Linked DNA regions of Homo sapiens: region 2 is linked to region 1. The links are chromatin loops, found by intact Hi-C in ENCODE. Cell type or tissue: Calu3. All regions are shown on one strand. Links, peaks and the distances in the headings refer to the core of each region. The heading gives the core; the rest is flanking DNA.

The links. Peaks named below come from ENCODE experiments on the same cell type or tissue, not always from the same donor. Only the 100,000 strongest peaks of a DNase experiment are listed, where the experiment ranks them.
Region 2: it touches region 1 in a loop (6-fold over the local background); 4 of 110 quality-filtered maps call a loop at or near these places.

The regions. Positions count from the first base shown.
Region 1 is chr2:163,603,122-163,619,255 of GRCh38, forward strand. It overlaps FIGN (fidgetin, microtubule severing factor), which reads right to left. Exons shown (of 3, transcript NM_018086.4): 3 at 1-8,685. The coding sequence ends at 6,431. Among named protein-coding and RNA genes, the nearest start is that of FIGN, 120 kb to the right of the region's middle. In Calu3, for the core only: no CTCF peak of the experiment used is centred there; a DNase peak (open chromatin) is centred at 8,280.
Region 2 is chr2:163,181,964-163,198,097 of GRCh38, forward strand. No RefSeq gene overlaps it. Among named protein-coding and RNA genes, the nearest start is that of KCNH7, 350 kb to the left of the region's middle. In Calu3, for the core only: a CTCF peak has its summit at 9,615 (motif pointing right); a DNase peak (open chromatin) is centred at 9,628.

The DNA.
Region 1 (16,134 bases), core at 3,519-11,518:
AAGCTTTCATCATCTAAAGCTTGTCATTTTTTTCCAAGAGAAATGGATTGTTTCATTTTTAATGAGTGCAATAATAACACATTTAGTTTCAGCAGATGTAAAATAATGCACACAAAAAAATGATTTGAAATTTGCAGAACAAATAAGGAAACAGTACTAGAATAACCCAAAGAAACATGTACTATATAGGGCTTTTCTTCTTTCAAGGGGTCAAAATCTGGTCAAATCCAGCGTATTGTTTCAATTTAAGCAAATAAAATCAATATGGTCAGGGAAGCAAAGTGCACAGAAATTTTAATTAGTTAGGTTTCTTTTTCTTTTTTTAAATTTCTGTCTCAGACAAGTACTGTTGGCTGACAAGAAATATGGCATTCCTCACCTAATACAGTAAACAAATAAAACAAAACAAAAACCCTCTCTTAATCACTACTAGACAGCCTCTAGACAATACATTCCTGCAAGGAATTGTAAGTGAAAGGATTGGATGCCACTTTGTTAATGAAACTTAAAGAATAGATTGTCAGGCATACCGGAGTTTCAGATGCATTTCTGAATTCACATCTGTGGGAGTTGTGGATTGTCACAGTTCATTTGCTTTTGTAAAATATCCACAATTTGCTGACAAGCAACTTCAAAAGTCCATTCATCGATTGGGTGGGTGGTGAACCCCTTTCAGCATTTTTTAAAACTAAGTGTTCTTTTGCTACTGTAATATAGAGCTGGTGAAGAAAAAGAACGAATGCTAAAATAAATAGTATAATATAAAACACTTCATACAAAGTAATTCAATGTGCCATTAGTTGTACAATTGCTTCAATAAACAAATACATGTTATAAAGGGAAATCAGAAACAAAATGCTTTCAGTTATGGAACTTGCAAGCACCATGACTCCACGTTTGTTAATTCCTTTGGGAAGTGCCATTTTTAATTTTTGGTTTATTTTCAGTGTTGTGCAGGCCCTTGCAACTGCATTGTTTTTCTTAATTTATATCAGGAGTCACAGAATTAAAATGAAGGCATTTTCAATCACTGAAGACTATAGTTGAAAATAGTTAAGTACCATTATTTCTCTTAAATTTAGGAGCTGAGGGTGTCAGTCAAAATATAAAAATGTTGTTTGAATTTGTTTGTCTTAAGTAGCCAGATTGCCAGTGTAAAATACTTGGGAATGCTAACACATTTCTCAGAGATGGGCACATAGGAATAAAGCTCTATTCTGTATATAATGTCCCAAATGGGACCTCGATGAAGACCTACACAGTGCATAATTTCTTTTAAGTTCTTTTAAGCAGTCTTGTGTTATGAATACAATTAAAAGTCCATCAGTATCCCAAGTACTCGTGCATTATCTACCCTGCCACACTTCACTAATGCGTCTTATCATTTAGGTTGCTAATACTGTTCAGTGTAAAGACAGTCTTTCTGAGGTAGACTGTTCAAGTTCAAGGACAAGTCTTTTTCTTACGAAATGCATGACATTCAAAAAAAGACAACAAATAAATACTACATGTACAATATGTAGCAATGAGGTAGAAATGGTTATAAAGAACAATGTTTGAATATACATCAGATGAAAAAAGAAAAAAAAGAAATGAATATTCTCTAGCAAGTGTATATAATCCACAGTGGAAACTCATACACACACACACCCACATACAAGAGAGAGCGAGAGTTAGAGACAGAGAGAGAGAGAGAGAGAGAGAAGAGAGAGGAAGAGGAGAGGAGAGGGATGGAGAGAAGAATGGTTGGGGAATGGGGGTAAAAGAGAGAGAGATATTAGAGGGAGAGTTTTAAGCCCAGAAATAAACTTTTGCTTTTTTTTTTTTTTTTTTTGTATCATAAGACAACAAGAAGGAATGAATGTGCTCCCAACCTTGGTGTACTACAGAACCATTTTATAAATATTTAACATTCTATAGGACTGATTCATATATTCTCACACAACTCTGTGGCAAGGCTGACCCATGCTGCCGACATTCTACATATCACTGAGACAGGGAGGTGAAATTTTCCTGCTTCCAGTCTAATTGTCTTTGACAATTGCAGTGCCTAGTGCTACACTGCTTGTGTTGTATTTAAAAACAGGGGAAAGAGGAGAGACTTGTTCATTAAAGATGCAGTATCCCTGGTTCACACAAATGCATCTGGCAGGTTCAAAATCGAATGTCAACCAAAGGTCTTAGCAAAGTGTGAGCTTCAGTTCATGTGTTGGTTAGTCACAAGTACAGCTGGTTGTGAATTCTGAAATACTAATAGCTCCAGGTTTGCTAATGTGCTTCATATAAAAATCGGCAGATGATTCAACAACTGAAGGCTTTACGTTTCAAAAGAAAAAAAAACACATTAAAACACTTCAAATTGTAACATGATCATGTGTATCTCTGCACATATGAAGAAAGGAAGTAACAAGTTGCTTCTGAATAATGAAAAGTAGACGTCTGTTTTAAAGTTCAACTAGGTGGTGATGAAAGAACACACACACATACACACATACAAACACACACACTAATTTTATATTTATATATATATATTAGAACTTTACTTTAGTGGCCTCAATAGTTCAACAAGCTGCGTCCCTTTCACTTTGCAAAATACAGATTCAATGATCATGCTACCCAATTCTAAGAAACATGAGAATGTGAGTACAGAAGTCTCTTTCTGCTTGGAGTTGGATACATTTTTAGAGAAAGAAATTCTAAATGTCTCTAAAAACGTATTTTCCAACCCACAAATATATTTAAATTTACAAAGACCTATTATAGGAACTAATTTGGATTTTTTTTTTTTTTGGATGTGTTCTTTTGAAAACTGCATAGCCAAGTACTATGCAACCCATGTAAATTGACCTTGCTATTTTACATAGCATAGCCTCTGGATAGCTTTTATCACTTTCCCAGATGGTGTTTGGCCTATGTATTTTAGTGGAATGGTTTATTTTCTCCTTGATAGGTTTCAAATGCACAAGAAAACATTATACCCGTCTATCTGCATTTGAGTAGAATACAAACTGACTAATAGATAAACATTCTGTGTGAAAGTAAATAGCCTTAAAGTATACTGCCTTCACATTCCATTGATCAGCTCAGTCAGCAAAGTTTTTCATATTGTCACTAATGTTCTAAATATTTGGGAGAGAAGCATGCCAGAAGTGTAGAGTATTTCCATTTGTGTCACATATAAGGTCATTATGAACTACCTCTTGAATTTCTATTGATCCCAATACTGAAGTGGTTTCCTTCACTTCCTTTTTGTCCCTGTTGGAAATGTTGCTGCAGTTGGGAAGAAGGGAATTAGGGGCTGTAAAGTGGAATGGCTCAATCTCTTAGCCAGACAGTGAGGGATTTGGACTGGCTCATTACCTTACCTTCATTAATAGCCTTCTCCAAATTCTTAGCAGTCAAAAAGAGGCCAAGGGTATGAAGCCCCATTACTCAGTTGTACTATCACCGACTGTACACATTCACTTCTGAGGATGTGGTACCCCACCCCCACTCCAAGTTCCAGAATAGATGGTCAGAATAGAGCTCATTATTAAGCTAGTTTATAGAAGAGCTCATAATGCTGCCATGCAGAATCAAAGAATCACAGGAGAGCACTATCTACTCAAAGGTCAGCCATATCTCCTCCAACAGATCTTCATTTCTTCAACATGCCCAATTTCCTAAGAGATCAAATCTTGGATTTTGTGAGGCTAAATGAAAATCACATACGACTTCAGCTTCTGTCTAAATACATGGATTTTTGACCACTTGCATCTCAAATTAATTTTTAAGTCACTCAGAGTTCTAATTTTTAAGTCACTTAAAGCTAAAAGCCAAGATGTATGACTTCAATTTATTTTCAGTTTTATAAATGAGTGTAAAACACAATAGTGCAGTCATATATTTGGCATTAAATCTTACTAGCCACAAAAAAATGTGGGTCAATATTGGATTTTCCAAAGTTGTCTAAATAAGACTGGGTTTGTCAAAACTTGCCAGACGCTTTCAAGTGAACACAGCATGTTGGCGGAAATGAAATATAATGTCTAAAAGTCAGAAAATAGGTCAGCACTGTGCAAAAGTAAACTTGTCAGTGAGATCAATATGAACCTACAAGTTAATGTGGATATTAGAATTTCCTTACAAGGGATGCACAGGGTAGACCCAGAACACGATTGTAGCATTTATTCACTTGCGAAAAGCAGAGGGCGTATTTAAGTATTATTTTTTGTATCCTTAATGAAAGGCACTGCTTTTTAATATGGAATATTTATATTTAAGCACAGCTTTAATTGACAGAATGTCACAGTAAATTAAATTCTGGTTCAATTGCTCAGTTTTTAGCAACATAAAAAATAAAAAAAGGGGAGTAAAGATCAAGCATCATAAAATTTCAGAGATAAGAAATCCCTCATGAGCTTTCTCTATGTTAAGTGTTTCAGAGAATTGGATATTGTGGATAAGATCGGTAAAAATTTTTGTAAGAAAAAAAAAACAGAAAGGCCTTTCTTGGGGCTTCTCATTGCATTTATTTAAATTTTTTTAAAAATGTACATCACTTATTTATTGAATACATAAAATGCCAGTGCTTTGCAACAGTTTTGTTACTGCATCTCTAAACTAAAAAAAGAAAAGGGGAAAAAACCCAGGAAAATACATTCAAAAGGCCAGGCTGTTCTGCTTATGCATGGGCAGTGGCTGTGGAAAGCTACAGCCTGCTCTGTGACAGTTCAGAAGCATTGCCAAACATCAGCCCACTATCAATGAAAGGTTGCACATAAAGCATTAAAGGATACAAAGAACAACTTGACAGAGAGCAGGAGAAAAATAGGAAATTAAGAAAAATGCCACTTATGCCATGGGTAGGGGTGGGGCTGGTAGACTGAGGTGGAAGTAAGCACAAATGCTGATGTCTTTGGAAACTAGATTTACGGTGAAAGATGGAAGAAAACAAAGTAACATGTTTGGCAAGCTACATTGCAGTGTGTGTGTCCACTTCCAATTTTCTACTTTACTTTCCAAGAGAAATGTAACAAAACTGAGGTAGAAATAAAGCAGGAGCACTACAGCCCAGATTTCAAAATGAGAAGCAAAATTGCACTGACAAGAGTGGAGTCAAAAAGAAGGGGAGGAGATGGAGAGGTTCTTTGTGGATATATATATGTGTATGTAAGTTGGTTTGTTGGTTGGTTTTTGTTTTTATTTATTTGTGTATTTGTTTTGGTTGCTATCCTCTGCATTCTATCAAACAGCACGGCAAGTCTATAAGCTAGATTAGTGAATAGAATGACACCATTCCCAGCAGTTTTAAGAGATAACTTGCAAACTACCACCACCATCACCACCACTACCACCTATGCAATAAAAAGGCAGTCATAGTTTTTAGGTACTGTGACTTTCAGGGTCCTAAACAGGTCTTGTGGCTGACAGGTCTAGACACTAACACAAACTGAATAAGTAGCTTTCAATTAACCAGTGTACCTTTTAAGAACATTTTCACTTAATTATCAAGGAGCAATGTACTAAGAACTCTTGCAGTTATTGACATAAAGAATTATTCTGCTCTGGTTAATTCCCCATAATTAGTAAAAGAACTTAAAAAAATCCTTCCATTTCTACTTTAAACTGTAAATATTCAGTTGTATCACACTTCAGTATTTTTCTGGATACATTCAAAGTAATTTTCCTTGCTATTTTCCAATTGTTGAGGTAAACATACATTTTAATATAAAGTAACATTGAAGCCTATCCTATTACTCTCAGCAGTACATAGTGCTTTCAACACATTCCTTTGAGGTACTGTACAAATCACAATCACTTTCCTGAGTTTTTGCAGACAAGAACATTAAAAGAAATGAACTGCAGAAATTAAGGTCCAGATTACCGTTACCCTGTTTTACCTGTTCTTAGCTTAATACTGCAGAACAGACAGGATTGAGGAATACTGTTGCTCTTAAAATGGCAAAAATCTGGTTTTCTGTCATAACACAACTGTTCATCTCTTTAGTCCAATAATGTTTGAAGTTAAAGCTCTTTATATTAGCACATGCCACCAATGTAATTGTGAGGCAAACAAAAAATAAAGCACCACTCCAGGCACTTGACAGCAACTAAATCTCGAGAACAGCAGAATGGAATCAACACACGAGGTTCATGTCCTTCTGAAATCAACACACTTGCACCTTGCTCCTTGGTGAGTGTTGTCTAGCTTGAACAGAACTGAGCATCCACATATGCTTTCTGTCATCTGGGGCTTTCAAATCAGAAGCTCTCATTTGATGCACTTTTCCTCCAAATCTACCCTGACTCTAAAGATGCAACTTAATCGTCATCTTCCCCAGTACCCTTTGCAATTTAAACTCTACTGGAAAGGGGCTCTATTCCCTATGTAGCAGGTTTTATGTGTGTGTGCCAACATTCATTACATTTTTTTTTTCTAAAGAAGTTATCACTGACTGCAACCAAACATTTTGTTCCATTCAACATACATATCAAGCTCCTTTTGAGATATGCTAGGCTGAATCTTGCAGAAAGCATTTTCAAAGTCTTGATATGTAACGGGCCTCAACTGGCTGGGCATAATGGCTGAAAGGTCTGTGGCTGGCATGGCATGGAGGGGGCCCACCACTGCTTCCTGACACAAATGAGCCACATCTAGTCCAGAAAAGCCTTCTGTGCGCTGGACGAGCAGTGCAAACTCCTTGTCATTGAGACAGTAATTGTGCTGTGAGAGCAGTTGTACTATTATCTGGTGCCTCGCTGTGCTGTCAGGAAGTGGGATTAAAAGTCGTTTCATGAAGTACCTCCGAAGGGATTCATCTATTTCTTCTGGTTTACTGGTGGCACAAATTACTACGATTTGGTCCTCAGCCGAAGTTAGTACAGTGTCCAGTTGCATCAGAAATTCGGTTCTCATCCGACTGACTGGACTATGTTCCTCATTCACTTGAGAGGAGAGAAGCATGTCAATGTCACTAACAAAAATCACCGAGGGCTGGCGACACCTGGCCACAAGAAAAGAGGCATGGATAATTTTCTCTGCTTCTCCTAACCACTTGGCGACTAGTCCAGAACCGGCAATTTTGAAAAATGTGGCCCCCAGCTGACTAGCGATGCATCTGCCCAATAATGTTTTGCCTGTCCCCCGAGGTCCAAATAAAAGGATGCTCCGAGGTAAGGCCGTCAGTCCACTGAACGCGTCTGACCTCAACACTGGCCATAAAACCTCCTCTTTAATGACAGCCTTCACCAGGTCGAGACCAGCAATGTCATTCCAGTCCACTGGAGGTCCTTGGGTGATAATCTCATTGGTTACCAGGTCGATGAGGTGCGTGTCAGTATTCTTCAGTTGCTCGTCCACAGAGTGGTTGGATGAGGTAGCTGCACGGAGTCCAGGGCCTTGCATTGGGTGAGAGAGGAGCTGCCTGTGCTCGTCCCCATGCTCACTCATTACTGGCGATGTGTACTTCCCAAAGGATTCACTGGATCTTGATCCCAATGAATTTTTAGCAGTACTGTAGGAAGGAGGGGTCAGAGCCCTACTGGACTGGCTGCTGAATTTCCTTTGCTGTTCAGAGGACATTAGCTGCTTCGTTGGCTTAAATGCTAAGGATGATGTTTCAGCACTTCTGTCAAAGCCATTCCCCCGATTTGTGTTTGAAATGCTGTTGTCGGGCATTCTGTACATAGGACTCTGTGTAGATCTCTGTTGGCCATAGCTGTAATTTCCATAACTGGAGTCCATATCTCCTTGCCCTGCCATGTAGAAAGCTTTCCTTTTGAGAGAACTTGCTGAACTGTTTGTCAGAGCCGACGGTGCAATAGGTGTCAAACCATGGCCCTGGTAGGTGTAGCCAGGAACAGTGGTGGGGGGTAGGGGGGTGGGAGCAGGAATTCCTGAAGGCAGGTACGCTGAAGGCGGAGGCGGTGCCCCCCCAGGGCTGTACCCAGACCCCACAGCAGTCTGAGGAGGATAGCTAGCAGACGGATAGCTGTAACTGGAGAGGTTAGAAGTCCCATTGTAGCCTGGGACCAAGGCTGGTGGCGGAGGAGGTGGTGGTGGGGGCTGTAGTAGCCCAGAGCTATGCAAAGGAGACGGATGAGGTGAAGGAAGTGCAGGTGCTGGCTGGCTACTATAAGTAGAATGCAAATATGATCCGTTGTATCCTGGGGCATATTCCTGAGATGGGAGCCCTGCATGAAGACTGGGTACAGTGTGGCTTCCACAGGTACTACTTGAATAACTAGGTTCTGTCAGGTTGCTGGCTACCCCAGGAGAGCTTCCTATACTCGCAGAGACATCTGCTGGAGGGAGGGCTGAACTGACTCCAGCTTTGCTGGCAGTGATAACATCCGGAACACAGTTCATGGGATAAACAGCTTCTGAATTCAAGGAAGGCTGCCAGGGTTCACTTTCATTTTTCCGACCGTTCACTAGTCCTGATGGTGTGTCCGAATAGTTGCTGAGTACGGGTCGGTCCACAGGACCTTCCAAAATGCCGGAATACTTCTCTGCATATTTTTTTAGTAGGTTGGATGCAGTCAGAGCAGATATGTCATCATTCGCCCAGGCGTACTGATAGGTGCGCTGCAGATGACCTCTGTAGGCTTCAACTTTGTGGGCAGGAGACCGAGTGGTTGAGGTGATGTCAAAGTGCTGTTCTGGCCACTGGGCATGCTCTGGCGTCCACTGCATCTTCAAGCCTAAGAATTTTGGGGGGAAAAGAGTTAATTTACTTAAATAGGCATCAGAACTCTTAAAGCTTTTCCCCCAATTTCTTTTGTTACCTATTATTTTCCATTAATGATATGCATACTTTAAAAGATCTACACTGTTTATAATACCTATTATGATCCCTATAATAAGTACTCTTTAAAATGGACTAAACTTCAGCCCTGTTTAAAAAGCACACTGAGTTTAAAATATAACTCTGTAGTTACCTATATTTTTTGCATTTGTAAGGAATAAGTAAATCTATTTCTGTCAAGCCCATCAGCTTACCTACTATACGCACATACACAATCACATATATATGTACACACACATTCCTGTCAAATTAGAATTCAATCATAGGTTCTTAAAATAAGCAGACATTTTAAATATCTTGCACATGGCAGTATTAACATGTACAATATCTAGCTATTCTGTCTGTTCACATCACAGTTTGTTTTACATTTTAAGCAATATAAAAATGAGACACAGCTGACAGATCACATCTAGGATACCTCTCTTATTTGGTACTGAACACCTAGTTAGCACAGTATAATGCTCCCTGCGCAGAACAATATGACACAGACATAGCAGGTCATTCCATAATCCAACTCTCATCTAAAGTGGTCCACGACAGTTTCAAATCTGCTTCGTGGAGTGCAGCAAAGCAATCTCCCAGGCAGCGCTCCATCGCTTTCATCGCACAAAGCCTACAACTCGGTATGAATTACAACTGGCTCCTTTCTGCCTCTCAGTTCTGTTGTTGAGTCTCTGAAAAAAAAAACAAGCATCACTTGTCTGTCGGTCTTCTAGCGTTCTCCCTCCTTCTCTTATAATCCCTCCTCCCCTTACAGCCTGCAAGGTACTAAGAGGGGAGAATGTGTGTGTGTGTGTGTGTGTGTGTGTATTTATACACATCCTGTCTTATACATCTTCATATATATATATATATATATTATATATGAGAGAGAAAGAGAGAGAGAGAGAGAGAAAGGAAACTGAGGGGAAAGGGAAGATAAGAATGGAGAGAGATTCTGGATTCTAACTCTTTCAATTTCTATAGGAAACCACGTAGGGCATACGCTAGAGGAGTACAAGTAGATAATGAGATGGTCTGGGTAATTCTATCATCTGCTGGGTTACTAAGTGAAGCAAAGTTGACTATGTAGCAAACTACAAAATGAGCATTTTCTCATTTAAGAAAAAAATACTAAGCAGTCAGAATAATTTGAATTTTAAATTGTAAAGAGACTTTAGAAATTACTTTATTTCACAGATTAGGAAACCAGGGCCCAAAGCGATTTATAATGTACCCTCGAGGTCTCACATACAGTTAGTTACAGAAGAGGACTGGTACCCTGTTCTCCTTTTTCCCATTGCTGGCTCATCTCAGTCTAATCTCTGCTTGGTTTAACACTTCCTATTCTGGTACAGCTATATTAAGCATCTCTCCTTCATCTTTTTTGTATTACCCAAAGTGAATTTTGCAAACTGTCTTGTGCCCTCTGGCAGAGATGCCTTGATAAGGAGGAGGCCTGGTCTACATGAAGCATCTGTGGCATCAACCCCCTTCTGAATTACTACAGTCTATTTTGTCAGTTTCTACCCCCTTCTGTGCTCTTCCTCCAAGCTCTGTGGCTCTTCATTGCCTGACTCTGGCTTCTGACATGGCCGGCTCTGACTTACTGCGATAAACTGAACATAACACACAGTTTGGTAACAGAATGGCATGTTGATTCCCTTCTGACTCCCTCTTCCTTGTTTGCAAAACCACTGCACCAGACACTGGAAGTTAATTAGCAGGATGATGCTGTGCTAATTGTGTTAATTTACAAGGTTTTAGTCAAAGAGAATCATGCCAGGGCTGGCACTGCTGTCATGCTTCCGACTTAATGATTAAGAAATACTGAAAACAAGGTGGGAAGGATTGCAGTAATTACACAATAAATGAATAAAGCAACAGGATTCATTTGCAAATATATTTTACTGCAATTGTACTCATTTGCATTTTGATTTTTAAAAAGGATCCATGTAGATATTCATTTGCAAATCACAACTCAGTTAAATTAAGTCTGAATGCTGCACAGTGTAACTTAATCAACCTAAATATATGTATATACATATTAGTAAAAATTCTAAAGACCTCAGTTCTCTTGTACATGCAACAGATTCTTTCTTCAATTTCCCTCAACTACCCCCAAAATTCATATTTATGTTTTAAAACTTTATATATTATTAAATAATCTCATTGAATGGGAAAATAGTATTATAAAATCCTGATGAAATGCAGCTTGCATCATTTCACTCAGAGAAACTCTGAGGATGAGTTCCAGGGAGAACTAAAGTGGTATTCTTAATTATTTCTGCTTTCTCAATCATTACTTTTTAAGGGGGAGGAAAACACACCGCAAAATGGGTGAAATGACCGAAACCACACTTAAAGGGGAAAAGCTGCAATTTTAATGAAGCAGCATTTCAGGAATCATACTTTCATTAAATTCAACTGGAAATTATTAAGAGCAAATCACCAGGAACCAATCGCAAGTAATCAGTATCTAAATGCTTCTAGTGTCGTGGGATTTACTTCAAGCCTTATAAAAAGGAGAGAATATTAATGTGACTGTAATGTAGAACTGTCTAAGAGACCTACAAATTCATTAGTCCTGTAAATTATTTCTAGGGAATTTCTATTATGGTTCTTTTCTTTAAAATATTATCAAAATACAGAGTAGAGAAAATAAGAACACACATATGCTGTGAGTATAAATGTGATTAGTTTGATACAGAAAAACGTGAAAAAAAAAGTCTTAAAGGGCTCAACAAATAATTTAGAAGTACAGGCAATGGAATTTAGCACAACACACACACATACGTACGCACACATAAGTTAAAGGACGGCTTCCTTTCAGTTTGCTGAGCTAAGCCATTGTTAGCATAAGTTAATAAACATACATAACAAATATTATAAAGAAATATACTTTTTAACTCAAATGAAACTGCTTATTTTTTTAAAAAAACACAGGAGGTGGGAACCCCCCACCTGTATTAGCTTAAGTAATGTTTTCTTGTAAATATATTATTCATACAAGAGATGAAAAAATGATTTTAATAAGTTATAATCACTGTAAAAGACAGTAGTATACAGTTTAAATAGAGTGTCCATTTCATAGGGTATTTTTGCATGGTTTAAGTCTAGCAAAACTAAATTTCGTAAGATTTCTTTTTTACCTGAAATTAAGCAAAGATCATATTTATCAAAATTATCTATTTGGAACAATTACTGGATACACCATTGCCTTTTGATTGTCATGCTATTTTTGGATGTGCTTACAAGATAATTGAAAGATTATTTATTGATGCATAGTAAATAACAATAACCTTTGCAGAGCTGCAAAAGGCAAAATTGTATTTTGTTTAAATACAAGGCAATGGACTTGTTCATATCCCCTGAAACGAGAATTTATCCAGTGCTTTAAAATCATTAATGTTATTTAAAAGCATAAGCTAATCTAACCACAAACTAATTCTTGATATTAGCAGGAGCTGAGGAAATCAGTGTTCAGGAGATTGTCTTGGCCTTCGAAGTACAGAGCCTTTTGGTTGGTTCCTTGAATTTTAACACTAACTGGAAATTGGTAACCAAATTTATTTTTTTGTTGTTATTGTTATTGTGTTTATTGGTGGTGCTATTTCTGATATGAAATGGAACAAAACCACAGAGCCAAATGTTTTCTGAACAACAAAAACATCCTGCTTTGTTTGACTGTATTGCAATTATGTGTGAGTCAGAAGCAATACACCTGTGTCACTTAACTTGGCACTCAAATAATGGGTTGAGTTTTAAAAACAGCTTTTATATGGTTTCTCTTCAGAACATGGAGATGGATCTCAGAAACAATACTATTTTAACATTATTAGAAGCATGACTTTAGAACAATAACTCCTACTGTTGTTTGGAAATAGTTTAAATAGGTACAGTAAAAATTCAGAAAACAGTGGAAAGTAAGAAAAATAGTTTTTAAAGATAATTGAAGAATTGTTGCAAAACATCAATTTTTACTTTTGAAAGGATCAGAAAAATCTTAATACAGCTGGCAAATTTCATCATGCAACGTGTTTTTTGAAAATACACAATCTAATAGAAAATTGCTTTTAAGATAATTTAAGTGTTACATAGGAATGACAGGTACTAGAGTAAAACATCTGAGCATTGTTCTTATTTTATTGTTATGGGATGACTCCATGTATATATAAATGAACAAATCCATATTTCCTATATAACTGGATAGTACGGATAACATTTGCCATTCTTACCATTACTGACCATTTGATAACTTAGGTTTAATTACTAACCAGTTACTGCCTTGTTGCTTTACTTTTTCCATTTTGCTCTTTAACTAGTTTCGAAACAAAACAACTATAGCATCCTCTGAAGTTCTGCCACAGCTATAAAATTTTAAACAGTAATATAGAAAAATGAAGGGTATAAAAGCAACTTTCAAAATGAGAGGAAAATTGGAAATAAAAGGTTAGGTCTTCTAGAATCTGTTTTTAGCATATATTCATAGAAATATCAATGTGAGGCACTCACTACCCAACCCACTCCTTATATACGTGTACTATTCAACAGTTCATCAGGTCTAAAATAGTTACTCCCTTTTACAATGTTCCCATAGGGTAATTTTGGCTGCTAGGGGCTCTGCCTTCATTTGTAGGTTTTCTCAGACTTCCTAAGGGCAGGGACCTGAGGCAAACACCTGCAGGCATGGCAGGTTTGCCTGCTCTAAAACAGATGCATAGCACTCACACAGGCCTGCATGACAACATTACTACACCTATTACATTTCTTTGAGCTATTGCACCTCTGAACCTTTCATTATTTTTTAACATTAAAAAAATTAATATAATATTAGCAAGGGTTTCTCTGAAAAACAATCACTACTGGGGTAAATACTGTAAAGTAATTATAATACTTTACAGCCTCTTCTTTCTGATGCAACAGATTTATCATCTCTTGGGTTGGAAATGGCAGAACTAACATACAGAGCATTCAAAATTTCCAGTAGAAAGTAGAAAATTCATTGGCTAAAAATACAGGTCTATGCAGTGAAGAACCTTCTGAAAGAAGGATTGTACACCTCCTGGCACTGCAAACTGGCCCTGTGCAATATCTACTTATTATCATTCTTCAATGGGAGTGATGACCAAATGAAATGTTTGAGGAGACTAATGCAGCCTTGTCTACTCATCCTCATAAGCCAAGAGGCCAACACAGCATTATCTAGTATTACTAGTACTAACTCATTTGATCTGGAAATTTCTTCAGCCCATTCCCCGATCATTCTTGGCTTTAAAATATGGCATAAAATCTACAAGTAACAGAAAGGGAAAAAAGTGAGGAAGAAGCACTGAAATTACGTATCATTTTTACCTAATTTTGTTCCATCTTTAGAGGACCAAAATTAGAAGATTTTATAAGCTGAATGTAACAGAGGGGCTGTCAAATTTTAAATTTAGTCAATAAAAGATGAACTATGTACAAAGCATTGTGGTTCAATGCTAAAAAGGAGGATCCATTTTCTATAAGGTGATGAAACCTTTTCAACTCTCTTTTTCACAATTTCACAGTCTAAATTCTCCAAAATTAGACTCTTTGATTTTAGAGATTAACAGAACTTTAAAATGACCTAACCATTCCAGACATCCTCACTTTTCGATTGATGTTTCACTTATAATGATGTCTTATAGGATTGGATACTATTTTGCATAATATAGTATTTTATTTGGAGCCATTGATAGATTGTTGGGATAGAAAGGGACTGAAGGAACATAAAGAAGGTTCAAGAATTTTGTTTCACGGTGAAAATTCCAGCCTGTAGAATAAGACCACTGGCAGCATTGCTTACATCATCACTTATTTATTCTAATCTTGGTTAAGTTGCTTAAGCACATCATACTCACTCAGCTGTGATATGTGGACAATAATGGTATTATTTCACCTTACTGTATTGCTATTAAGATTACCTGAATAATATTTTGTGAAACTATTTCCCAACTGTGAACTGCTACACAAACATTTCTTAGTATTCTTTTATTTTGAAAAGGCCAGGGGTGCATTAAAGACAAAACAAAACAACACTGGCTAGACAGAAAAAAAGTAAAATCACTCCCAGAATTTATAAGTCAGTTTTCCTTCAACCTCAGGACAGCAACTGTAAATGAAATTTTCCAGTGGGACTGTTGGTTCCAAGAAAGATACAGAAATTCTCTCATTCTGAGCAAAACAAAGAGCATAATCTCTTTAATCAAAAAGGTGTCAACATTTTCAAATGTTTTCAAAGTATTTTATTTATTTTTGATGTTTCCTGTGACTCAACATTTTAGAGATTAAAACTAAGAAATAAAGTACTTAGAGGTTGAAGACTAGTTAAAACTCATTTTAAAACCTGCAGTTTCAAAATAAGATATTCTAATTATATAACAATACTGTCAAATACTTTTTTCTCTTTAAATCATATTTTCACACCTCAAGACTCCAAATTACAATACATTTTGCAGCAGCCTTCTCAACCCATTCCATTGTATTTGCATAAAACAATGCTTTTTTTTTTTTAAACAATTATGAAGGCATTTCTGGCTAAATGGGTCTTAGTAAATATAGTTCAGATACCTCACCCTCTTACAGAGAAATTGCAATCTGACAGCCTGAGGGTAACATATACCCTGCAACTGTGTTTGGTTTGGCCAGCACAGGGCTTTAAAAATCACTCGACTTTATGTTTTAAAAGATCCGTCTCAAAAAAAAAAATCTGTATTTCCATATTTCCCATTTTTCAGACAAGATCTTACAACACTTCATTCGTGCCTGGCAACAGCTGTCCGATTCTGGGGACCAGCTCCCTCCTTGGGGCATATCCTACCCTTTCCACTTTGTCATGGTGCTCCTACCCCCTGACAATGTCAGGTATTTTCATGGTATCTACCAGGTCACACAGGCATTTAAATTTAGGACTCCACTTTAGAGCTTCAACTCCAGTTTCTTAACTTACATACCTTTTCTTGAAATCTAGAAAGTATTCAGCTCTAAAAGTTAAAAACATTTTCCAAATACTTTTTTTTATGATAAGAGAACCTCCCTACCCTCTTACAACACAACACGTGGGAAATAATTGATAACTTTCTTATTGATACAGTGTCATTAGTACAACAGTGTGGAATGATGAATAATGAATGGTATCTTAAAAAACTGGTCTCAGATGCTGTTTCAGTGTTCCCCCTTTTGCTCTAATTTGTCAGATATTATTTTTTGCTATTTTCCTATCCATTTTCACCATTCCTAATGTGCTGTATGTTTGATACCACAAACCAAAGCTTAATTTAACAGTGAGTGAAGCATCTCCTATTAGTTGAATACACGAGCATTAGTACAACTTTTATAAGGT
Region 2 (16,134 bases), core at 5,096-13,095, 420 kb before region 1:
ATCACCAGGGGAGCTTATTAAAATTGTGGATTCCAGTCATCTCCCTTCCATAGGCGTAGGGGAGCATGAGAGACATATATTTAACAAATGTCCAGATGATTCTAATGAATCTAGTTTTTAACGGGCTTCGGAAATCACTGAATGGGGATACAGCAGCAGGTATATTCAGTCCATTCTTGAGTGTGAGGAGCCGAGCCTAAGCTGTTTCTAATTTCTTCACAATTGTGACTGTAATAGCTCTGGCTCCTTGCCAGTGGTCCTGGGAATCTTGAGCTATCCCATTGGATGCTCTGGTAATGGATGTTATCTGAATACTGAATATGAATTTAAAGAATCCCTATTATCATTTAAAAAGTACCTGTCTTCTATGCACCAAAAGCCAAATATCAGAGGAGAGCTATGTCATTGTAATTAACCATCACTGTCTATTAAGTCCTTATCATTAAGAATTTTCAAGATGGAGAATATCTAATCTAAATATTTCAGATGAGAAAATTGAGACCCAAGGAATTAAATGACTGACTCAGGGTCATACGATTCAGTAGTAATAGAGAATGTTGAGAACTCCAATCTTCTGAGCTTTCTTGTATCATAATGATTCACATCCATGTAGAAAGGATGGATTATAGCACGTATATTCTCAGGGGCCACTGTTGTTTAGGGCGAGTTGAGTTCAAGGTTAAAGTGATATAGATTACAGGTGCAAAAAATGCATTCTGCCACCTCCTGCATTTTTCAGGTGTAAAAAGAACTCAGATCTGCAGTTTAGCTTACTTTTCCAAACTGAAAATATCAATTTAAGACTTGTGCATATTTTAGAACAAAATCTGTAACATAATATTAATTTTTCTCTATAAGGGATGAAACAAATATCTAAATTATTAGGACCAATTTACAAGAACAAAGACAACCGTCTTACTAAAATAGAAACATGTTTAGAGGTTAAAATTGATGTATTAATGTAATGTTCCCTGTGAACCACCAGATGTCACTATTAGAGTCATCATGCATCACCTTACAGTAAATTATTAGAGATTTTAGCCTCAGCCAATATTAACAATTTTGTGTTCATGTTCATTGTGTAGATCTTGCAAAATACCTTTTTCTGTTTTTATAAAGCATATGCCATTTTTACCTTTCATAATTGTTGATGTGAAGGATATGAAATCAAGAAACAAGAAATAATGTCCTCAGCCTTCAAATATGAGCTTAGGTATAATCATTTGAGAAAGATAAGCACCTTGTGAAAGTCTAGTTCACTCCTAAAAATCAGTACTTTTAAAAACTATCTTTTTTCCCCAAAGTTGGAGGTCTAATACATTATTACAGAATAATTATTTCAATTAAATTTAATTCGATTACAATTTAGAAGTCATTGACTAAAATTTGCAGGAGTTTAAGTCAACGCTGGAAGAGGTAAATATTAAAAAAGACATGAAAGTTATTTTTAAGAACCTTAAAATCCATTGGAAATGTAAAAGCTAAATTAAGATAAAATTGTAAAACTATGGAAATAGAATGAGAGGAGAGAGTGCCATTTAAATTGGGGATTGAAAAATTAGGGATGTTGGAGATTTTTTTTTTTCGGTAGGATAGGGAGGGAGGGAAGGAAGAATACAAAAGATACACAATTGTGACAGAACATGTTACATTCAGGAAGTTGTGTGACTCTAGAGCAAAGACTATGGTGGGTAGCAGTAAGAGTCTACTCTAGGAAGGTAAATTAGAACTAATTAATGAAGAACTTAAATGGATACACTGCTATTTTATTTTTGATAATAATTTCAATAATAATAAATTAATAACATTGCTAATTTTGAAGAGGGAAGTCATGTGATCTAATTACTGTTTTGCAGTCACTAGCCACATGACTATAGATGGATGCATGGATTGGAGGTATCAGAGACTAGACTTAGGGAAACGAATGAGGAGGCTCTTGAAATAATGAAGAGCCTTGGGTAGGAGAAAAAAAGGGAGCATAAAATAGAGAAAGTGGATGCCAATGAGAATTACAAGTGTTCCGCAAATTTTGACCTTTTAAAAGTTTTGCCGCCACTCTTTTTGGGGAAGACTTTTTGGAAGGCCACTCAATTCAATTGGTGGCAGAGTTAGGAGATTTTGTTCAATTAAAAAATGCCAGCTATTTATAGGGTTTCAGTCCTCTAAAGATTTATATGATTAATAGTATTAAAACATTTGCAGCTCAAAAACATCTGAAATTATCCTATAAAGATAGTTTTAGAACACTGTAATTCTTATAAACTAGTGATTCCAAATGCTACAAGTGAATTTGAACCAGGATTCAAATGTAAACAAGAAAATTGATTAACATGAAATCTTAGGTCAATATACAAATACCTTCTTCCTCAAAATCTGTCTCCAGCTGTCCTGCCACAATGCTTGAAATACCCACTTCCCAACCCACTAATGATTTGGTTCTCTTAATTAAGGTATTACATTTCTGGGACCGCATTCATCCATGCAACAAACATTGATTGCCTAGCATGTGTCAGGATTCTGCAAGTTCTTGGGGATACAAAGACGAATGAAATGAGATACCTGAATTCAAGGACCTCATAACTTTACAATGGAGCTAGAGGTGTAAATAAATAATTTCCATACAACTTGAAGTATACCCCTGTGGCTTTGGGAACATAAAGAAATTTACTAACTTTGGAGGAAGGAGGAAGTAAGGAGAGGGAGCTCAAGAAAAATGATTCTCAAGGTATCTGAAAAAATGAGAAAATCCTCAGGGCAAAGATTACTCTGATAAACTAACTCCCTATAGAATAAGAAGGACATAGGATGCTATTAAAACACCCATTAATTTACTGCTGAAATGGAGAAAGTAGTGTGACTATCCCTCCCAGTTTCCCTGACACAGCCCTGGTTTTTACTTATTGCTCTCCTTTCACTCTTAAAAATGTGCTAGCTTGGACAATAATTTTATTTGTGTGATAAAGCATATAAAGAAAGTCATAATAAAGACATCTGTGAGTGAATTGTCATCAAGATCAGTAGGGCACGTAGATCCAATGGTCAAGATGTAGTTATAATGGCAGGACAGGCAAGGAGTCAATGGCTAGAAGAGCCAAAAGAAATAAAATGAAGATCAAGGTATTACTGCAGGGTACTGTTCATCTGAAACATGATGAAAGTGTTGGCATATTTGTCTTGTCACATGTGGGGAAAAGGGAGGCCTGGAAAGTAATAGAACACAATGTTTAAGTGGAGAGTGTTGGAAAGCATGAAAGGTCTTTTATGTCTTATTAAGAACTATAAAATAACTGCTAATATTTTTTCAGTGTCTACTGTGTTGTAGGTACTGTACTAACCACAGGATAAGAAATAAACCCCTTAATCCTTACAACAACCATGTGAGGCATATGGTAGTCATTAAGGATGTTCGCTGAATATTTCAGGCTCTGCAACTTCTAGGCACTTAATGAGATTTCATTTTTTGGTCTCCTAGTGTTGAGTAGGGTCATATGACCAGTTAAAGCATTTAGTTATAGTATTAAGTTGTGGCATTATGACGTTAAGATGTGTATTTTTTTAATTCATATTACTGACAAGAAACTGATACTCAAAGGTTTAAGTAACTTAATCTAAGGTTACTAGTTGGTAAGTAGTCAGTGAATGGTAAGTAGATATGCCAAGATTAGCACCCAGGAAGTCTAAACAGATATAAACCTGCAGACTCTATTGCTATACAATATTGGATCACAAACACCCAAGACTTAATCCTGTTTATCCTAAATGACTCATACTGATGGTATTATTTCTCCTTTTCTTTCCATCATTAAGTCATTATATCCCCCTTCTCACAGCATAGACACCAAAAAGAAAAAAAGTCTAAGTAAAAAGGAAAAAACAACCTTTAGGATATTTGTCTGTTTTTGTTTACTCAGAAGTTGAAGCTCAGAACTCTAACAGATAGACAAAGTGTGATAGGTATACAACATGACCATTATGCAGCAGTTAAAAACAGTCAATGAGCTGTATACCTAAAACCTAAAATGGGTACTAAAAACATGGTGGATAAAAGTAGAAAATGGAAAGTTATCTAACAATATCATTCATGTTAAAATATATCCACATAAGTCAATATCCACCTACCAAGAACACAATATAATAAATAGCTACACATTTAAATGGTTGCTCATTCAGAGAGTGGTAAATGGGATTGAGGAACGGGGATAAAATGGAATTTTTAAAAGATAAACAAATCAGCCAGCCATGGTGGCTCATGCCTATAATCCCAGCACTTTGGGAGGCCAAGGCGGGCAGATCACCTGACGTCAGGAGTTCGAGACCAGCCTGGCCAACATGGTGAAACCCCGTCTCTACTAAAAATACAAAAATTAGCCAGGCGTGGTGGCAGGTGCCTGTAATCCCAGCTACTCGGGAGGCTGAGGCAAGAGAATTCCTTGAACCCAGGAGGTGGAGGTTGCAGTGAGCCAAAACTGCACCACTACACTCCAGCCTGGGTGACAGAGCAAGACCCCATCTCAAAAAACAAAAACAAAAACAAAACAAAACAGAAAGTTACCAAACCAACCAATTCACCAATATAGGGGACTTAAATATACCAAGGACGATAATGTTTTGTGAACTAACAATACAAATGGCTGAACTTTGTTTAAACCTTATGTATAAAAACAAAAGCAAGAGCCAAACCTCAGAAGAAATAGAGTACTAGCCTACCCACCACAAGATTTGTTTTCAGACTGCAATCATTTTGAAATATTTTTGAAGGAGCATACTATTTGAAAAAGGCAGAATATCTAAAAAGAACAAGAATCATTTATACACAGAGTGGGGAGTGAAAACTCTTGGCAAATGCAAATTACTCAACTGCTCAAAGTGGCTCAGACCCTCGTTGTCTACCAACAGATCAGACCTTTTGAAAAGCATAAAGAAACCCTTAATTATCCCATGCACATATATGTTCATTCCTTCTGCCTTGATGTGACATCTAGGTCCATAAATTGGCTTTCTTTAGATATTAATTATTTGTAGGTTATATAGAGGGTTTGTAGGAGTCTGGAAAACTTAAACACTGGGGAATTAAAGTTACTGTCAGATGTATCTCAAAAGCCTTGGGAAGTTTTTTGCTCCAAGGTGACATGAAACTGTGACAGGAGCTGCATCTCAAGCTGTTTGTCCAGCCAGACCTGGAGATTTGGGAGGCTGGTACCTGCTTTTATTTATTCATATGGAGGGTTACTGAATACAGATGCCAATGCTGACTGTGAGTTAAAGAGAAGAGAGGATAAGAGCTTAGGCTTAACCTACAGGGGACCTGAGGAATAAAGAGCCCCAGAGTCCAGCGTGGAGAAGAGAGAAGAAAGGGGAGGAAGAAAAAAGACTGAGAGAGATCAGGCCTAATGAACCTTTCCTGAAGTCAATGGGAATGGGGAAGTGGTGCCTCAGAGAGCAAGACCATACCCAAACAAAGCAGGGATAAAGTGGATCAGCCACAGTGTCACCAAATTTATCAAGAGTTCAAAAACTAGCAAATCAAAATCTGCAGGAAGAAGAAATTCTCGTGCAAAGCCATACACTATGTTATTATCAAGATGAAGATATGACAGTAAACATGCTACACACATATGTGAGACCAAACAGGCATGCACGCACACACACACACATACACGTTTTTGATGCTCACTCAGAAAAATCTAAGGATAGATTGTATTATATGGAATAGTGATATTCTATCTTTACGGAAAAGGGAATTTAGTTATGTAGTTTCTTTTTACTTCTATGACTGAAAAAGCTGAAAATGATGAAATGCTTTATACTATTATGAAGGAGTTAACAATAAAACCAGCAGGTCATTGATACCTTTCTTTCCTGGAAAATGCTTGGGAATCAAGTTACAGAAAATGCGGGGCTTGGAAGTTACCTCAGGAGAACAGAAACTGAAGGAAACCTGGGCAATGTGAGTAAAATATCTCTGTATTTACTGTAAGTGTGAAGTAAATGGATGCGTTCACCAGGAGCCAGCTGAAACAACCTTACTTCCTGTGGCAATCTTGATTATTGGAAATTGCCAACATACCACAAGCAATTTTAATTAGAGGAAACGTATCTTCTTGTCATACTTCATTTGTAAGCAAATGCTTTTTTTAACGAATATAGCATTATGACTGAGTAAATTAACTCCTGGTTACATTTGTATTGTATAGTTAAAAAAAAAAATTGACCATTTGACTCCCCAGACACTTACTCTACAAAGCATGACTCATTGTGGAAATAAAATGTCTTTTCCTTTCTTTCTTTACTAAAAATCAACTTCCTTTCTTAATTGTTTCTCTAAGTCTTTATACCTGACTCAACATTGAGCAGGCCAAGAACGACACATTTTCTTTTACAAACTAGAATTAAAATATTCTCTTTTAGAAACCTCCTAATACCAAAAAGTGTGTTCCAAATACTCATACACAATGTTGCATCATTAATGTCGCGTGTAAATCTACTGCAGGACATGATAAAAGTAGCAGGCCCAGTCATGTAGAGGGGAAGGATGCTTTGGCTTGTTGTCGTAATGCATTTTAGCAATTTGCCAGGCCTCAGAACACTGGTTTACACTTTCTGTACCACAGCATTTTCCTCTAAATTCCTATTTGATTTTTTTTTTTTTTTGGTTTGCTCATTTTTATGAAGAACGTTCTAAAGTCACCTATACAGTCACCTATTTTTTTTACCACTGGTGTAATAATGTTTACTGTTTTATTATGATATTCTAGGCCTCTGCTCACTTCTTAATTGATACTCTCACTGTGGTTATAGTAGCATGTTGTACAGTGCCAGGAGTCAATATTAGCTGAGTAAGCGAGGAAATAAATGAAATGCATTTGATGCTATTCTGGGGACAACTAATAATCTTTACTAGCAAAAAAAAGTTAGAGCAATGATCTATCATATTAACTAGATTATTAAGGTTCTGACATGAAGGTGTTATTCATAAAATATAGTTGTAATTTTAGGGGAAGAGAGCAGTATGGAATGGTGGAAAAACCACAGACCATAGAGTCATAAAAAGTCTGTTTAAATTCATGTTTAATTTCTATAACCTCTTGGGCAACTTACAGAACTTCTCTGAGCTTTAGGTTTTTCTCCTATAAAATAGGGATTAAAAAAATCTACCTTGCTGGGCTTTAATGAGAATTAGAAATAATATGTGGAAGATGCTTGGATGTTGAACATAGAAGCCACCAAATTAAGGATAGCTATTGTCATCACTATTTTTCTTAGCAAATTTTCAACAACTGATTTATTAATCTACCTTTCCATTTTTAAATTCAATTATTTCAGATATTATTTAGACATTTAAACAGTAGGTAGCTACAAAAGGATATTTGATATCCATTTTCCTAAGATCTAGGTATTCTTTTAGCCTCCAAAGTATAAAGGCCCTTATGATGAATACCAACCCCTATTCTTGACTACCTCTGCACTTTCACTGTGTGAATGCAATCTTTGTAAATGTTAATTATTATGAACTACAGCTAATGGAATGATTACTTGTAAAAGGCATAAATGAATACTTGGGACTTGATTTAGTCATTATGCACTTCTCTTGCTACATGCAGATATGGATAGAAAGACTTTATTTTTAAAAGATGGAAGATGGAATAGTATCAAAACATAGAAATTGATTTTAGAAAGCCATTGGAACCCAGGGGTGTATGTAGAAAAAGGCATTGCCTGCGTTGTAGGTTATGATGTTCTGACACCTACAAGCATCTGACATAGCTGACTTTTTAAAAAGTGGTGCTTAAAAGAGTTGGTATGGAACATAAGTAGATAATGCAAATATGTTAGCGACCCCTACCAACAGTTGCAATTATGCAAATTTTAAAACCTTCATCTTTTATAATTAGGTGTAGTGGACTTATGTAGTTAACTTCTCCACTGGCTAGCTCAGATTCTCTAATCTGTTGAACAGCTTTTCCCCTAAAAATAATGCACCTCAAATAGCCAAAAATATGCATTCTGCAAAAGAATGACAATATTTATGATGAAAAGGAAAGACATGACATCCTGAATAATTGTTAGTGACAAATTTCTTGTTTGTGATTTAAGAAATGTGCTTTTATAAAAACCGAGATTCTCTGACAATAATTAAGCATACTGTTGAATTGGTCATAGGAGGATGAAATTTTAATTAATATACTTAAATTCTGGAAATAAAAAAAATTTTGACTGAGTGCTAGAAGGGAAGAAGGCTGCCTATAGTAAAATTTATATAGAAACTAAAATTATCCTTATTAGGTAGATAATTTGCTTGTAGTTAATTACTTTTGAATACTTGAATCTCATTATGCATAGTAGTGAGTATACAGAACTCAATATCATTATCAGCACATAACACAACTATGTGAAATACAGTTTTTAGTAGAGTTATACATATGTTATATATATAAATTATACATACACTTGGAAAACTTTTGTTAAAATTTACATATAATTATAAATATATAAAATTATATATACATATGGCATATTAACCAAATACACTAAATCTTTTGTTTCATTACAATAGAGACTCCAGATGTCTGTTAGTATAGCTAAGTTTTGAATTAAAAAGTTATACTAATTTGAATAAGTTAAAATCTGAGCGATTTGCTTTCATTTTAGTGACAGGCCTAGTGTATTGGTAAACTACACTCGAGATAGGTTACATATGCTATGTTAATTTTCTAATTAAATGTCAGGCTGTACTTAAGGACATAAAGGTTATTTAACAGGAGGAAAAGGAAAAATACAAAAAGCCAATTTTAGCTTATTTTCCCATAAATGAATCAGCCATCGAAATAAGACAGGATAGGGAAAAACGGATACCATGATTTTCTAGAGAGAAAAAATATTCAATCCAAAGCATCCCAAGACATGTAGGGCTTAAGTAAAGTCTGGATAGTAGCTTTAGAAATAGGGCTTGTATTTTATTATCTAAATATTCTTTCCTAAGCATTTTATCTACCAGCTTTCTAGGGACTAATGGAAGGTGATCCAATTTGACTGGTGGAAACTGTAATCACCTGTTAGTTTAAATAATAAAGGCTTAGAGATAATAAAAGGACTTGAAATTTAGATATGATCAGTTTCTATTTCAATGATTCTCAAAAAATTGAATTCACAATTTTTTTCATTAAAACATCCATCATTTCTACCCATTTAAAAATAGGTATAAAAATATATAAACTTCTCAATACAAATTAACTTCAGTGTTATATTAGAATGTGCACACCATAGTCATTACTATCTTTGATTACAATTACTTCAAAACATCATATTTTGTTTGGCTTTACCCTTAGATTCAGTACAGAATCCATCTCTTCCCCAATACCTCTTTTCATGGTATGAATACATTAACCACATTCTAGTAGGGAAACAGTGCATTAATTTGCAACAAAGTGAACAAAACAGTTAGGAAACAAGAATTATTTTAAATACTTTTTTCCTTCATATTTCAGTACTTCAGTTGACTAATTTTAAATTAGGACAAAATAACCCATATTTCTTCTGCATGTCATTTGGCATGAGGAAGAAATATTAGGTTTTGAAATCAATGCAAAACACAAAACAGAAGAACTGGGTCATCAACACAAGGTGGCACTGTGGACCAGTCTCTTAGGAGGAAGTTTGTATTTAAGCATTTTCTCTCTTATTTCTCCAAGACTGATGATTTATATAATTCAGCCTTCCTAATTTTGCCTTTAGGTTTTTTGTTTTTGTTTTTTTTACAAATCTAGTAATGAGATGGGGAATGGAATTATTTTCTCAATTTAAAGAAAAATGCAAATTTTGAGCTCACAATGGGTATTTTTATATAATTAGTTATAATAAAACCCCTAGGTACTGTACTGTATTGACAACTGAATACATATATGGTTACCACTTTTCTCCAAGAGGGACAACTTGCTGTTTTCTTTCATCATATCATGAAAAGGCTCCTCTCCTCTACTGACAGCTATCTCCCTATCATGATTTGCCTAGGATCTGATTTCTTGCTGCTTTAGTTTCTCATACACACTATTATAAGAATCTTTTTACTTATAGCCCATTTTCATGTTGCCATTATTTTGATCAAGTATTTTCTTTCAATCAGGTATCTTCAGTGGACATCTTTTTAAGCATTAGTTTAAATGTAAATTCTTACAATACTTAACTCCAACCCTATCTTAATTTCAAGGCACTGGTGTGCATGCACTCATGTGCACACATACAACACGCAGCTACTATTTCTCATTTGTCTACCCAGGCAAGTCCCATTATCTGTTCTTTAAAAATATTATGAGAATTCCTGTCAGTTATAAGGCCCTTTTCCTAACACTTACTATGTCATTCCCCCAACCCAGGCCATTGTTCACTGGTGTCAATCAGCTTCTTTAAATTTCTCCACAAGGCCCAGCTTTTTGAATAAGACTAAACCCATATTCCACCAGCATATGAGCCTACATTTTGTGGCACATGTATAAAAACTACACTTACATGATGAAATAATCAGAAAATATTTAATGATAGACTATTACTTACAAGGCATGATCTCCAATTAATGCAGCCTCTTCTTCTTCTCTCAGGAATATTTTGTGTTTTCCAATCATATCAAGCATGTGGTGTAATACATATATTTAGCACTTGACACAAGTTCAGGGAATAAATGCATAAGCCCAATTTTCCAATAGCATAAGACTATTAATACTGACACACATGCCACACACACACAAACGTAAACGTATATGATATATATGCAAAAATTTGTTAAAATAATGAAATACTTATAAACTGACACAAATAAAAGTACACATATATTATGCAAGTTTTAAAGGTAAATATGTTTAAAGGCAGAGCATAAGAGTCAATATTGTCATTTAACAGTACTCAACAAAATGCAGAATTAGATACAGATCTAGTGGAATGAGCCTCCTGATTTCATTTCTGCTGTTCAAACGATGAGGACAGCAACTACAGATAATAGTTCAACTAGTAAATGCAGAATATTTAAGATAATACACACTCAAATTTATATAAAAAACTGCATAATTAGCACATATACACCTGAAAAGTTTTGGATGTAACCTTTTAATATTATAGATTCAAAAGTCAGATGTCCATGTACAGTGTTTCTTTCAAAAATTTAATTATTGAATTACAGAAAATTATATTTTAAGATAGGAACATTTTCCACTCTCATATTCCATGAAATAATTTTATTTAAATACTTAGCAGGCATCATTGAGACCGGTTTCTTTTTTATCAATTGAGTCATATCTTTGTCATGTAGAAAGATTTCCCAGGAAGATTTACCTTGACTTTTTGATATATTATACGACAGTTTTTGAATCAATATATGATACTGTCACTGGAACTTTTGTCCCAAGTTACAAGTACCCATTTTCATAACACTAGGAGAGTTTCAGATTTTGTTGTTGTAGTAGATGTTATTTTTGCCTGTTTGTTTTTTCAGTAATGTATCTTAATAATCTATGATCTCCACAATGTAATCAGTCACTATCTTGCTTTATAAAGTGATCTATAATCTATTAATAACATAACCAGCAGGTTTTAGTTCAGGTATAAAGAGTTAACCTGTATTTGACTCATTTAAAAAAATTATATAGATTATAGGTAACTTCTAATAATTCGAAACTAACATTGGTGACAATTATTTCTGGCTTGTTCGCCTTCTCCAAACAGACTTTGCGAGAACTCAATTATAAGATGTGTTTCTCTCTTCTTAGGGAAAATTTTTGGGAAAAACTACATTCCAAAAGGAACTGCATGCAGTTCATGTTGGCTGAAATTGAAGTTCAGTTGAATATTAGATAGATGTCACATAGATAGATAGTATATATAGCAGATATGCTATTTATTTGCAGCAACCTGAAAATATGAAAATAGGTGGGGCTATATATGTAAACAAAGAAGTTGAGCTACTAATATAATAGTGATTCCATGCACTTACTCTGGAATCAGCCAGCCTGGGTTTGAATCCCACCTCTACTATTTACTGCTATGTGATCTTGAGCAAATTGTTACTTGCTGTGAGCCTCAGGAGTAATATTAATGTTTCTTTGATAGAGTGATTTTAAAGGTCATATAAGCTGATTTTGCAAAACATCTAGCTATTGGCTAATGCCTGGTTCATACTGAGTGCTGCAAAAGTGTGTTTTAAAACAAACAAACGACAACAACAAAACGCAAAACGAAGAAACAGACAATGCAATAATCTTTTATTTGTACATGTGTTTTTCTGTTTCTTTTTTTTTCTTAATTCTGTGTAGTAGAGAAGATGTCTAACTGTGGAGACTGTTAAAGAATGATCTTCCTTACTTTTATATGCACTGTATTATTGCTTCGTGTATTTTAGATCTTGCTCTCTTTTCATGTATTAATTTCTAAAACTTTTACCTTTTTTAGTCACCTGGCCATTTTCCTAATGTAGCTTTATATTCAGTTTGCTGTTTGGGGTATTTTATCTTTTTCTGTTTGTCAACTTAAAGTAGTTAGTTTCTCACATTAAATTCTAACATGTAGCTTAATTGAAAAAGGCACATCAACCTGGCATGTTATGAACTATTTAACAATTTAGTAAATATTAATTTAAATATTTTTAAATTGAATGAATGCATAATTCTGAGTCTGTTTAACTTAAATAATCATTAACTTAGAATATTTTAAAATTCTGCTTAAATTCATTTTAAGGCTATTTTTAAATTTTTTGGAAAAATGTTAAACTTTATTTTACTTAAATAATGTAATAATAAGACTTTTATTTTATAGTGTTCATACTAATTATCTATTGCTATATTATAAATTATCACAAACTTGGAAGCTTGAAAAAACACCTATTTGTTAGCTTATGGTTCTTTTCTTGTTAGGAAATCTTAGTTTGTCTATTTGGGTTTTACAAATGTGATGTTATGGGATACATATAAATAGTAAAATGGTTATTATAGTGAAGCAAACATATCTGTCATCTCACATAGTTATCTTTTTTGTATTAAGAGCAGCTAAAATCTACTTATTTAACAAAAATCCCTAATACAATACTTTAGACCTTGTGTTGCACATTAGATTTGCAAACTTGTTCATTGTACATACCTTCCTTTTGTTATTCTTTACCCAACATTTTACCCAACATTTTCCCATTTCTTCTCCTCCCACTCCATGGTAACCACTGTTTCATTCTCTCCATGTAAATGGTCTTTAAAAAAATATACATTTTCTAAGCCAGGCGCGGTGGCTCAAGCCTGTAATCCCAGCACTTTGGGAGGCCGAGGCAGGCGGATCATGAGGTCAGGAGATCGAGACCATCCTGGCTAACATGGTGAAACCCCGTCTCTACTAAAAATACAAAAAATTAGCCGGGCGTGGTGGCGGGCGCCTGTAGTCCCAGCTACTCGGGAGGCTGAGGCAGGAGAATGGCATGAACCCGGGAGGTGGAGCTTGCAGTGAGCCGTGATCGTGCCACTGCACTCCAGCCTGGGTGACAGAGCAAGACTCTGTCTCAAAAAAAGAAAAAAAAAAAAAAAAAAAAAAAATATATATATATATATATATATATATATATTTTCCACATGTAAGTAAGATCATGCAACATTTTTCTTTTTGTGTCTTGCTTATTTCACTTACCATAATGTCTTCCAGGCCCATCTGTGTTTGTGACAGACAGCAGGATCTCCCTTTTTTTAAGGTTGCATAATATTCCATTGTATATGTATACACCACATTTTCTTTATCCATTCCTACATCAATGGACACATGGCTGTTGTGAATAATGTTGCACTGAACATGGGAGTGCAGATGTCTTTATGAGGTGATGATTTTATATCCGTTGGGCATATACCCAAAGACAACTTGATGGATTGTATGGTAGTTCTACTTCTAATTTCTTTAGGAAACTCCAGACTAGCTATACCAATACGCATTCCCACAACGGTGTGCTTGGGTTCCCTTATCTCCACACACTTGCCAACATTTGTTTCCTTTTGTCTTTTTCTATATTTTTTAAGTTGGAGGTCTCACTCTTTCACCCGGGCTGGAGTACAGTGGCTTTATCATATCTCATTTCAGCCTGAATTCCTTTGCTCAAGAGATCCTCTTGCCTCAATCTCTTGAGTTGTTTGGACCACAAGCGTGAGCTATCGTGTACAGCCTTACTTGTCTTTTTGATAATAGCCAAAGATATTTCATAGCGGTTTTCATTTGCGTTTCTCTGATGATTAGTGATATTGAGCACCTTTCCATATACCTGTTGATCATATATATATATATTTTGGAGAAATATCTGTTCGGATTCTTTGCCCGTTTTTTAATCAGGTTATTTATTTTTCTGCTATTGAATTGTAATTGTTCTTTATGAATTTTGGATATTAACCCCTTATCCGATATGTGGATTGCAAGTAGTTTTCCCAGTTGTAGATTGCTTTTTCATTTTGTTGTTTCTTTTGCTTGTGGAAGCTTTTTAGTTTGATGCAGTCCCATTTACTTATTTTCACTTATGTCGTATGGGCTTTTGGTGTGAAATTTTAAAAAAATCATGCCAAAGCCAAGGTTCAGCTTTTTTCCTATGTTCTTTTCTAGGAATTTCATGGTTTCAGGTCTTAATTTAGGTATTTTATCCATTTCAAGTTGATTTTTGTGTATGGTGTAAGATGAGGGTTTCATTTTATCCTTTTGCTTGTGGAAATCCAGTTTTCCCAGCACCATTTATGAAATAAACTGTTTTTCCCCTATTATTTCCTGTTGGTATCCTTGTTGAAAATTAGTTGACCATATATGTTTGGACTTATTTCTGGGCTCTTTATTTTGTTCCATAGGTCTATGTTTCTGTTTAATGCCAGTACCATACTGTTTTGGTTATCATAGTATTGAAATATAATTTTAAATCAAGAAGTGTGATGCCTTCACCTTTGTTCTTTCTCGGTATTGTTTTAGCTATTCTATATATTTTTTTTAATTTTTGTGGTTTCAGGTGAATTTTCTTTTTTTTTCTATTTCTGTAAAGAATGCCATGGGAATTTTGATAGGGATTGTGTTAAATCTGCATATTGCTTTGAGTAGTATGGACATTTTAACAATATTAATTCTTCCTACTCATCAACTCAGAATATATTTCCATCTGTTTGTGTCTTCTTCAATGTTTTCCATTAATGTTTTACAGTTTTTAGTGTACAAATATTTCATCTCTTTAGTTAAATTTATTCTGAGGTGATTTTTGATGCTATGGTAAATGTGATTGTTTTTCTGAATTCTTTATCAGCTAGATCATTTGTGCCTAGAAATGCTACTGATTTTTTAGGGTAATTTCAAGTGCAACATTTTTCTGTTAATTTTCAAGGGTGCTTTTAATGTAAAAATAATTTTACTTTTTTATGTTTAAGCCAAATTTTAGATACTTTTGAAAAATATAATTTATTGTGACATGAAATTCCTATTGAGAATTCTTGATGCTCTGGTACAGTCTAAAACTCACCAAATTTATTTTTAAAATATTTAAAATGGGAAAACAGGTTTGAGCTGAAGAAAAAAAAATTATTTAGAGCCATAACTGTGGTTCAATGTATCCTTGTTAATATAACTTTGGCATATGGAAAATGAATAATGTTCCTTTTTTATGTAGCAAAAACTTGTTTTTTGTCTGTGTTATAATCACTGCTATCCTTTTCAAACAAACAACTAATCAGGACAATATGTACTTCAAATGCTCAGATAAATCAGATTACCTTTGCTTAGTTCCATTTTGATCTAACATTCTTACTACTAGCTCTTCCAAAGCACTCCACAATAAAGCTCTGTCTCTGCTGTTTCTAATTGGTCCTTTGTTTATAGTGTTGTCTGGATTCCACATATTGGAAAAAAAAAACAACAACAATGGCACTTTAGGCTTATTATTTGCCAATAAACAAACCTGTCAAACAACAGTGACATTCTCCTCTGACATGCTTAGATTCAAGTTGTTTGATATGGTTTACAATAAAGTAACTAAATAATAATCTTGGATTATATTTGTAAATGGGCTTTAAAGTGACAGGAACATTCAATAAATGAAACCAATGAATCTGTGATCCAGTCTTCCAGTTCTTCTTGAGGCAACTCAAAGTGTTTACTTTGTCTGTC